Regions from separate parts of the Homo sapiens genome. Here region 2 is linked to region 1. Evidence: read pairs that join two places in POLR2A ChIA-PET (ENCODE). Cell type or tissue: HepG2. All regions are shown on one strand. Each heading gives the region's core, and the rest is flanking DNA. Links, peaks and the distances in the headings are about the cores only. Region 1 overlaps KIF5A (kinesin family member 5A). Region 2 holds the start of MIR616 (microRNA 616).

Region 1 (5,518 bases), core at 205-5,204:
TGGGGCATAGGCACAGAGTTCAGAATGAAATATGCAAATCTGTGGATGTGAGAATAATCTGGGTGATCAAGGAGATCAAAAGAAAATCATGTTGCTTTATAAGATTTATTTGTAAGTGGGGGACTGTCAGAATTGGATTTTTTTTTTTTTTTGAGATGGAGTCTTGCTCTGTTGCCCAGGCTGGAGTGCAGTGGTGTGATCTCAGCTCACTGCAACCTCCGCCTCCCAGGTTCAAGCAATTCTTCTGCTTCAGCCTCCCGAGTAGCTGGGACTACAGGCACACACCACCTCTCCTGGCTAATTTTTTATGTTTTTAGTAGAGAGAGGGTTTCACCATATTGGCCAGGCTGGTCTCGAACTCCTGACCTCGTAGTCCACCCACCTCGGCCTCCCAAAGTGTTGGGATTACAGGCGTGAGCCACCGAGCCCGGCCCAGAATTGGATTTTTTTTTTTTTTTTTTGAGATGGAGTCTCACTCTGTCGCCCAGGCTGGAGTCCAGTGGTGTGATCTCGGTTCACTGCAACCTCCGCCTCCTGGGTTCAAGCAATTTCCTGCCTCAGCCTCTTGAGTAGCTGGGATTACAGGCATGTGCCATGATGCTTGGCTAATTTTGTATTTTTAGTAGAGACAGGGTTTCACCACCATGTTGGTCAGGCTGGTCTCGAACTCCTGACCTCAGGTGATCCACCCACCTTGACCTCCCAAAGTGCTGAGATTACAAGGCATGAGCTACTGCGCCCAGCCAGAATTGGATTTTTAAATGCAGGCGGAGGAATTTAATGTGAAATGCCGCTGATAGAGAGCTGCTAAAGGTCGTTTGGAAAATACCCATCCCATTTGAGTCCCTGCGTATGTGGGTGTGTATGGGTAGGTAGAAGGTGGGAGGGAACAGATAAAGCTTCCCAGCAGCCAAGAAGCATCTCTTCCTCCTTTAATCACCTTAGCCAGTGGAGATCAGTGGGGCCATCGAGGAGGAGTTCACTGTGGCCCGACTCTACATCAGCAAAATCAAATCAGAAGTCAAGTCTGTGGTCAAGCGGTGCCGGCAGCTGGAGAACCTCCAGGTGGAGTGTCACCGCAAGATGGAAGTGACCGGGCGGGAGCTCTCATCCTGCCAGCTCCTCATCTCTCAGGTGAGTGCCTAAGTTTGAGAACCTTCAGATGCCATGGGAGAAAGAAGGCTACTCTGGGGTTATGGCTAAAACTCCTAACACCCACCTTTATGTCAAAGTTCTGGGGTCAAGTGAAATCAAGGACAGAAAAGCTGGGGTGGCAGGGGTGCAGATCAGGGCCAAAAAAGTAAAGGCTCAGGGCGGGTACTGCCCCCTGAGCCATGGGAGCTAAAGGAAGAGCCCCATAGGAATGGCCCCCAACCCTGCACCCTCATGGGAAGTGTAGCAGGAGGGAGGGCTGGGAGGAGAGCTGGAGTTGGAGATCTGTGTGGCCTGGGTTTGTGTCCTTTGCTCCATCTTCTTCCTCTCACCAACTTTCTCCCACCAGCATGAGGCCAAGATCCGCTCGCTTACGGAATACATGCAGAGCGTGGAGCTAAAGAAGCGGCACCTGGAAGAGTCCTATGACTCCTTGAGCGATGAGCTGGCCAAGCTCCAGGCCCAGGGTGAGGCCTTCTTATACCTCCATCCCACTGTCCAGGGCAGAAAAGTCAGAAACATCAAAATAAATCACCCCAATAATCACTCACTCAAAGCATTAGCTTGAAATCATGGATGCCAACTCATATGTTAGCCAAGGTTTTGCATGTAGCTCATTTTACATTAACCATACACCCTTGTTCTCTGTTCCTGCTATATCAAATTGGACAGTCCTAACACAGAAGAACATCCCTGTGGGTCCATTCCCAGCCCTGCCTGGAGTTCTGGTCACAACGTGAAGTTCTTTCCGAAAGAGGTAGGTTTGATGTCAGCTGTCTTCCCCTCTTTCCCTTAGAAACTGTGCATGAAGTGGCCCTGAAGGACAAGGAGCCTGACACTCAGGATGCAGATGAAGTGAAGGTGAGTAAGGAAGGTGTCAGGGACAATTGGGGCCTGGTGTGGTGAAAGCTGTGCTGGCCCTCACAGAGCTTGTTGCTGGGAGTCTGGCCTTTGAGCTTGGGGTGGGGTTGTTTGCAGAAGGCTCTGGAGCTGCAGATGGAGAGTCACCGGGAGGCCCATCACCGGCAGCTGGCCCGGCTCCGGGACGAGATCAACGAGAAGCAGAAGACCATTGATGAGCTCAAAGAGTAAGGGTTCCCAAGGGCGACTCCAGCCCCTCCCGGGTCCTGTCACCTTGCTGTATTGACTCACATGTCCCCTCTGGGTCTGATTCTTTAACATCCATGTGTCATTCCCTCAACAATGCCACAACTTCGTAGCCCCACCTCAGGAGACACATGGAATAACGACTAGTCCCTATCCTTGAGGGTCCCAGGATTAGAGAGGTCAGGGTTCCTGGCTCTGTCATGGAAACAGTGGCCTGAGTCTGCCTCTGGTATCTGAAGGTGGACACATCAATTCTAACTGGACTCACTCGTTCAAAAAGGAAGAAGTTTGAAGAGCTGGCCTTCCCTTCCCCCTCATTAACATCTTTCTCCCCCATCTCCATTACCTTCTGATGCTCTGTAGCCTAAATCAGAAGCTCCAGTTAGAGCTAGAGAAGCTTCAGGCTGACTACGAGAAGCTGAAGAGCGAAGAACACGAGAAGAGCACCAAGCTGCAGGAGCTGACGTGAGTGGCATGGATTTACCTGTAAAACTACAGCCTTGTAGGCTCAGAACTGTGAACTCAGACACGCTTGCAGAGGCAGGACACACATGCAGACATGATAGGGTGACTCATGGGAAAAATATGATGGGGTAGGGACGGGACCAAAAGGACACTCTCAGCAAAGACTGCCGTTGAGTATTCACCAGTATGGAAGGAGGTTTACGTGTTCTATTCAGTGTAAAAACAGGTTACAAAACCATATGCATGGTATGATCCCATAAAAATGTATACATGGATATGTAGGCATAGAAAAAAGTCTAGAAAGGTGGACACCAGAAGGTTAATGTTGGTTTGATCTGTAAATAGTAGAATCATAGGCTTTTTATAAAAACTCACCTTATGTCTCTCTTTAAAATTCTTTTCTAATTTTTGCACAGTAAACATGAGTAACTTGTGTAATAAATAATAATAGGCTGGGTGCGATGGCTTACACCTATAATCTCAGCACTTTGGGAGGCCAAAGCAGGTGGACTGCTTGAGCTCAGTAGTTCGAGACCAGCCTGGGCAACATGGCAAAACCCTGTCTCTACTAAAAATACAAAAATTAGCTGGGCATGGTGGCATACGTCTGTGGTCCCAGATGCTTGGGAGGCTGAGGTGGGAAGGATCCCTTGAGCCCAGGAGGTTGAGGCTGCAGTGAGCCCTGATTGTGCCACTGTACTCTATCTAGCCTAGGTAACAGAATGAGACCCTGTTTCACAAAATAACAATAATAGTAATACTTAAATGGAGATAAAAGTAATAGAGGAAGAGGCAGGAGGAAGGAGAGTCCTGAGGGATCTTTCCATTTCCCTTATTTCTCTTGCTACAGATTTCTGTACGAGCGACATGAGCAGTCCAAGCAGGACCTCAAGGGTCTGGAGGAGACAGTTGTGAGTGGTTCCCTTCTGTGCCAAATTCACAGGACTGGGGAGTGGGGAGGCTTCATTTCTTCCTAACCCTATTCCTCCTGCCCTTTTGCAGCCATTCTGTAGCGTAATCAAGACACATTTTTTCCTAAAGGATAAGTGACTCACTTGATTATAGAGACTGGAGGTACCTATAATTCTGGAGGAATAGGACAGACCTGGTATCTGGCTATTCCCAATTTTTCATCATTCTTTCCAGGCCCGGGAACTCCAGACCCTCCACAACCTTCGCAAGCTGTTCGTTCAAGACGTCACGACTCGAGTCAAGAAAGTGAGTGCTGTCCTTGGGGTTTTGTCAGCCCCCACATCCTCCTCCTATCCTTAGGTTTCTCCTGCCCCTGTTGCCCCTATGGGGCTGGCTTGGCCTGGTCTTGGTGGGACCTGTTTGGCCTCAGGACAGCCACGTCTTTCCTTCTATCTGTTCTCAGAGTGCAGAAATGGAGCCCGAAGACAGTGGGGGGATTCACTCCCAAAAGCAGAAGATTTCCTTTCTTGAGAACAACCTGGAACAGCTTACAAAGGTTCACAAACAGGTAAGAGTCTGCTGAAGGAGTGAAGAGAATTTTTGAGGCCGGGTAGCTAGCATACCAAATCCTCAGAGGCCCCTTGGATTCAGGAAAATCTAGTTGCATGTTTTCCTTACTGTTCGCTTTTACTTTCCCTACTAATCCCTTCTTTATACCATATTTGGTCCACTTGTACCTTGTTCTTTGTTTCATGCCTGTATTCCCTTCTCAAAGTTTCTAACCCACCTCTGCTCAAAGTGGAATTCCCCAGGCCTACCTTGGAGGGAGAGGTTGAAACTAACAGAGGCATGGGCTGTAACTATACAGGAGGGAGACTGGTCAGACGTTACCCAGAGATGGAAGGCAGGGAGATGAGAAGAAGCAAGGGAGTTGGGCTTCTTTCGTGGAGAGAACTCCATCTGTCTAGGTCTGTGGCAGGCATGCAGGGACATTAAATGATGTCCCTGGCTAGGCACAGTGGTGCATGCCTGTAGTCCCAGCGCTTCAGGAAGCCGAGGCGGGCGGATCACTTGAGCACAGGAGTTCAAGACCAGCCTAAGCAACATGGCGAAACCCCATCTCTACAAAAAATACAAAAATTAGCCGGATGTGGTGGCACACACCCATAGTCCCAGCTACTTGGGAGGCTGAGGTAGGGCAATTGCTTGAGCGCAGGAAGTAGAGGCTGCAGTGAGCTGTGATCATGCCACTGCACTCCAGCCTAGGTGACAGAGTGAGACCCTGTTTCAATTAAAAAAAAATGATGTCCCTAAGATGGCCCAACCAGCCCCTGGTTGGGGCCCCAGTCAAAACTCCTGTGTATTAAGTTGCTGCCTCTCTGTCCCCCTCCTTGCTGTTGCGGTTCTTTAGGTGGATGACTGGGTTTCAAAGGTATGGGCTGGGGATGCAGAAGGGCAGTCCAAAGGAGTCAGGACAGGAAATGTTTGGTGCATGCTGGGTAGGGGCACTCTCACTAGCACTAAATATCTGAGCCTTGAAGACAGGCTCGGCAGGCTGTCAACTGGTCCTTTTAACTAATTCATAAAATAAACCCTAACCTATACTTCATTCCTTTCCTTTCAAATCTACCTTAAGATTCCATTTAAACTTACATTCTCACTAGCCTAGCACTTAAACTTCTTTTCCTCCCAGTATAATGCCCAGCTTATATAGTAAATATTCAGTACTTTTTTTTTTCTTAATGAATCCTAAACCTGTGCCCAGTGATAATGTACAGAGTTTATTTATCTTATTTAGGCCTGCAGAGGGCTTTGCTACGATTTTATTTCCTTTATTATGAAACTGAGTAACAAAATTATAGAAAAGTTGAAAGGCAGATAG
Region 2 (5,087 bases), core at 1-5,000, 60 kb before region 1:
CCTCAGGTGATCTGCCCACCTCGGCCTCCCAGAGTGCTGGGATTTTAGGCGTGAGCCACTGCGCCCGGCCGAGTAATGACTTCTTAAAAATAAGAGGTACAGTTGTTTAACTTAATCAGGTTTCTTATGTGCAGAGTCAGATTCTTAGGGGAGAGAAAGAGTAAATAATTAGGCCTTGTCTACTAGCTTGAGGGAGCCAGGAGTTACCTGTTCCAGGCAGGAATCCTGAGAGAATGTACAGCTGTGGAAATTGGGTGAAATTCTAACAAGGAGACGGGATAATAACTTCCCCTCTTTTTTCCACTTCTGCTTTCCTACTCCCAACCAAGAGCTGGGATGTTTGTGTCTAAGTTCTTTGGGGGCTATGTGCCTGAGATGGTGCTCACCCCTGATGATCAGCGCCTGCTGGCCCATGTCACCCTGGAGCTCCAGCACTATCACCAGCTACTTGAGAAGGTTCGGTAAGTAACTGACACCTCTGTCTTTTCTGCTGGCATGTTGAGAGCCTCCTTGTATTGGTCTCTGTAGGACATTACACCTTGGCCTGCTTCCTCCCTTCCCAGGATCCGGGATGCCTTGCGCAGTATCCTCACCATATCTCGACATGGCAACCAATATATTCAGGTGAATGAGCCCTGGAAGCGGATTAAAGGCAGTGAGGCTGACAGGTAGGTAAGCGGGGAGGGTTGGCTAAAGGCATAAAGTGGCTTGTAAGCTGTATCCTCCTGGAGGTCTTGACTAATGTCTCCTCTTCCTCAGGCAACGGGCAGGAACAGTGACTGGCTTGGCAGTGAATATAGCTGCCTTGCTCTCTGTCATGCTTCAGCCTTACATGCCCACGGTTAGTGCCACAATCCAGGCCCAGCTGCAGCTCCCACCTCCAGCCTGCAGTATCCTGCTGACAAACTTCCTGTGTACCTTACCAGCAGGACACCAGATTGGCACAGTAGGTGGAAGAGCCAGCCTCTCTTAAAATTGATACTCTTGCCATGCAGCTTTTGGAGTGGGTGAGAGAAGACCTAACATCTCTCCAGTGTTACTTTGGTCATGGGACTCCTAAGTTTCTGATATAAAGTCCTTGGTAGTCGTTCACAAGTCCGGAATTATCTGTACATCTTCATTGTTCTTCATGCCAGAAACCAGAACCTGGCACACAAAACTAACTGGTAAACAGATATTTGAAGAAACACTGTGATCACCTAGTCTCCATAATGCTAGCAGATAGTGGGCAGGGAAAATACAGGAAAGCCATTTCCTCTTTGACACAAAATGAAAAAGTAAGTACATTGCTAAACTTCTGGATCAGCCTAGCATCCTTAGAGAGCTTAAAGAATCTTTGACCCTACAAATTATTTGGGGTTTCACAGGGAAAGCTACAGCTAATTTCCTAAAATCAGCAGATATTAGCTCAGTGTTAAGCTCGTTCTTTCTAAAACACATCAGAGATTGGGGTTGGAGAGGTCATCTGTATAGTCTATGGTAGAGTCTGTATCCAATCAGTAGATGATTCTGGAACTCTTTTTTTACAGGTCAGTCCCTTGTTCCAAAAATTGGAAAATGACCAGATTGAAAGTTTAAGGCAGCGCTTTGGAGGGGGCCAGGTGAGAAAGCTAAAGGCTGTGCCCTCGCTCCACAACAGCCACAGCATCACTTCCCTAATTTCCCTAAGTAGTCCTCACCCATCACTCTTTCCATCTTTTGGCCCTGCCGCTTCCTCACTTACAGTTTTTCTTTCCTGTCTTAACTAGAAGAGACCTTCGACTTAAAGGTAACCACTTTCCCTCTGAGATGCTGTATAAAACTGGAGGTTAGGGGATATTTATGGTTGCTGGTGATAACTTTGTTGTTCTCCAGGCAAAAACGTCCCCGAAGCCAGCAGTTGTAGAGACTGTTACAACAGCCAAGCCACAGCAGATACAAGCGCTGATGGATGAAGTGACAAAACAAGTATGAAGCTTAAGCCCTGTGGGAGACTGGACAAGCTGAATCCTAAATAGATCTTTTTCTTGCCTCACTGTTACCTCCCCACCCCCCTTTATCTTAGGGAAACATTGTCCGAGAACTGAAAGCACAAAAGGCAGACAAGAACGAGGTTGCTGCGGAGGTGGCGAAACTCTTGGATCTAAAGAAACAGTTGGCTGTAGCTGAGGGGAAACCCCCTGAAGCCCCTAAAGGCAAGAAGAAAAAGTAAAAGACCTTGGCTCATAGAAAGTCACTTTAATAGATAGGGACAGTAATAAATAAATGTACAATCTCTATATACAAGCTGAGACCTTTCCTTTTGTCTACTCCAAGCCTTCCCCCTGCGTATGTGGGATTGAGGGTCACATCATTGGCACTAGTGAGAGGGTAGTCAGTAGCCACTTCTGGGAAAGGTGGGTAGTGTGGCCCAAGTGGGGGACTGATGCTCCCAATTGTTCATGCTTGGTGCAGATTCACCATTCGGTCAATCAGAGCTCGGCGAGTCGCCTCTACTTCCCTGGTCAGGCGCTCGATTTCCTGCTTGAGCCGTTCATTCTCTTCAGCTAGCTGTGCCACTTTCCTTTCATTCTCCTGTTCTTTCTCCTTCATGCGCTGCTTTCCAGCCCGGGCTGGGGAATGACCACTCTGTTTCCGTTTCCTGGTTCTCCCTTGGTCTTCCTCCTCTTCCTCCTGAGCCAGGGAGCTCTGACTGGAATCTGGAGAGTGAGGGCTCTGGGAGGTGCTTGTGACCTCTGCTGGTTCTGGCTCCTCCTCAGTCAGCCAAGCCAGAGAAGCAGGGTCAAGAGTGGTGAAGATTTTTGATTCTTCCTTCAAGGAAATGAGGAAAGGGAACATAGATATTAGTTGAGAAGGGAAAGGTAACATCCCCCTTTAGCTTTAGGGCTAACATTCTTACCTCTTCATTTCCAGGAGGTGAAACATAGGTACCCCCATTTTCATCTGAAGACAGGACCTCTTGCAGGTCCTCATACCAGGCTTCCAGCTCCCAGCTGGACAGTGTCCCGAAGGAGAAAGGCAATGACTCAGCTGCCATCTCTGCAGTTGGATCAGTCTGGAAAAGCACATCTGCAGGATAATGGGGAGTGGCTGGAACAAGCTCCATGTAGCAAACAGTCTATGCCACAAGTTGGCAAGCTGGTCTGATGCCTGTTTTTGTAGGTAAAGTTGTACTGGAATACAGCCACATCTGTTTATTTACATATTGTTTATGGCTGCTTTGGTGCTACAGTGGCAGAGATGAAGAGTCACGCTAGAGACTATAGGACTTTTAACATCTAAAATATTTACTGTCCTGCCGTTTAAAATTTTTGGAAAAGGGTAGGTTAAGTTTACCTGCTTTCAGGTGTGGTGATGTATGAAGATACACTTCCTTCTTGAACACTGTGGGCAACAAAGAGAAATGTCAGCCATTTTTGGAAGGGGGAGAGGCAACTTACTTTTCTTTTTCTTTTTTTCTTTCTTTTTTTTTTTTTGAGACCAAGTCTTGCTCTGTTGCCAGGCTGAAGTGCAGTGGTGCGATCTCGGCTCACTGCAACCTCTGCCTCCTCGGTTCAAGTGATTCTTCTGCCTCGGCCTCCCGAGTAGCTGGGACTACAGGCGCGTGCCACCACGCCCAGCTAATTTTTGTGTTTTTAGCAGAGATAGGGTTTCACTATGTTGGCCAGGATGGTCTCCATCTCTTAACCTTGTGATCCATCGCTTCCCAAAGTGCTGGGATTATAGGCATGAGCTACCGTGCTGGGCCCTTATTTTTCTTTTACCTCCAGCCTCCTACTGGTCCTTCCTTACTTCTGGTCTTGTGGGGTATGCATACTTGGTCCCTGTAGCCATTTCGAAGGGCAGAAGAGGGCCTGACTTTCTTTATTTTTAGTTGCTGACATTTGTAGTCCTGGTTACATAATAGTAAAGTCCTGGCCAACTCAGCTTTCTCTAAATCCAAAGCAGGCCTCAAATCTGCCAGGGTAAAAACTAAACTACAGGGAAGGGAACAAATCATAGCATTTTCCTAACTCCATTCCCACAGGGCTGACATCCTCCAAATGTACATTTCCAGTCTGGACCTCTTCCAGAACTTCAGACTCTGCTGTCTACTGCCTACTTGCCATTTCTTTTTCAATGTCTAATAGGCACCTAAGACTATGTGCAAAGGCAAACTCTTGCTGATTTTCCCCTTCCAAGGTCATCCCCATCTCAGATGACAACTCTAGTTGCTTAAGCTAAAAACCTTGGTATCATCCTTCATTCCTCTTCTCTCACACCCTGCAATCCAAAGTACTAGCAAATTTTAACTCATTCCTTTTTTTCTGAGACGGGTCTCACTCTTTTTGCCCAGGCTGGAAGGCAGTGGCGCAATCGGCTCACTGCAACCTCCGCCTGCTGGGTTCAAGCGATTCTCCTGCTTCAGCCTCCGGAGTAGCTGGGATTACAGGCATGCACTGCCATGCCCGGCTAATTTTTGTATTTTTAGTAAAGATGGGATTTCACCATGTTGGCCAGGCTGGTCTTGAACTCCTGACCTCAGGTGATCCACCCACCTCTGGTCTCCCAAAGTGCTGGGATTACAGGTGTGAGCCACCATGCCCGGCCCTTAACTCATTCTTTAAAAATGAGTTTTTAAAACCTTTGCTTAGAAGAATCTAAACACTTCTAATTCCATTGTTTCCAATCTAGATCAATTCACTACCATCTCTAAATTACTGCAGAAACTTTCTGACTGCAGAAGGTCTTCCCATTTCTTCTCTTGCCACCCCTCCGCAACTCTATTCACCATACAGCAGCCTGAGTGAGCCTTTTAAAACAGGTCATTCCTCTGCTCAAACCCTCCAATGACTTCCTATTTCATGTCATGGAAGTCACTGAAGGGTTTTGAGTGGAGGAATTACCTAAGGTAATTCCTGACCACCTGATGTAACACTCTGACCTCCATCCTGAACATTCTCCATTCCTTTCTCTGCTTTAGCTTTCTCCGTGGCACTTATATTTTGTTTACTGTAGGCCTCCCACTGAGATGATTTTTTCCTCTTGCTCAAGGATGTACCCTGAGCCCCAAACTGTGTGGCACACAGTAGGTCCTCATTAAGTATTTGTTAAGAATGAATGGATAA

Evidence for each region. Peaks named below come from ENCODE experiments on the same cell type or tissue, not always from the same donor. Only the 100,000 strongest peaks of a DNase experiment are listed, where the experiment ranks them.
Region 2: POLR2A ChIA-PET joins it to region 1 with 12 read pairs; 8 of 35 experiments call an interaction of 5 or more read pairs at or near these places.

Annotation. Positions count from the first base shown.
Region 1 is chr12:57,574,139-57,579,656 of GRCh38, forward strand. KIF5A (kinesin family member 5A) reads left to right here. Exons shown (of 29, transcript NM_004984.4): 16 at 946-1,134; 17 at 1,502-1,619; 18 at 1,949-2,013; 19 at 2,131-2,240; 20 at 2,623-2,724; 21 at 3,575-3,635; 22 at 3,871-3,942; 23 at 4,100-4,204. Among named protein-coding and RNA genes, the nearest start is that of PIP4K2C, 14 kb to the right of the region's middle. In HepG2, for the core only: no CTCF peak of the experiment used is centred there; DNase peaks (open chromatin) are centred at 2,163 and 2,833; H3K4me3 peaks cover 1,023 bases.
Region 2 is chr12:57,514,391-57,519,477 of GRCh38, forward strand. It overlaps MARS1 (methionyl-tRNA synthetase 1), which reads left to right. Exons shown (of 21, transcript NM_004990.4): 16 at 330-461; 17 at 564-668; 18 at 760-946; 19 at 1,530-1,601; 20 at 1,855-1,947; 21 at 2,045-2,262. The coding sequence ends at 2,191. DDIT3 (DNA damage inducible transcript 3) reads right to left here. Exons shown (of 4, transcript NM_004083.6): 2 at 3,316-3,363; 3 at 2,879-3,048; 4 at 2,203-2,790. The coding sequence starts at 3,016. The coding sequence ends at 2,419. LOC128125814 reads right to left here. Exons shown (of 2, transcript NM_001414991.1): 2 at 3,322-3,363. The coding sequence ends at 3,322. MIR616 (microRNA 616) reads right to left here and starts at 4,869; the gene lies at 4,773-4,869. RefSeq lists an enhancer at 4,960-5,087. In HepG2, for the core only: no CTCF peak of the experiment used is centred there; no DNase peak of the experiment used is centred there; H3K4me3 peaks cover 1,202 bases.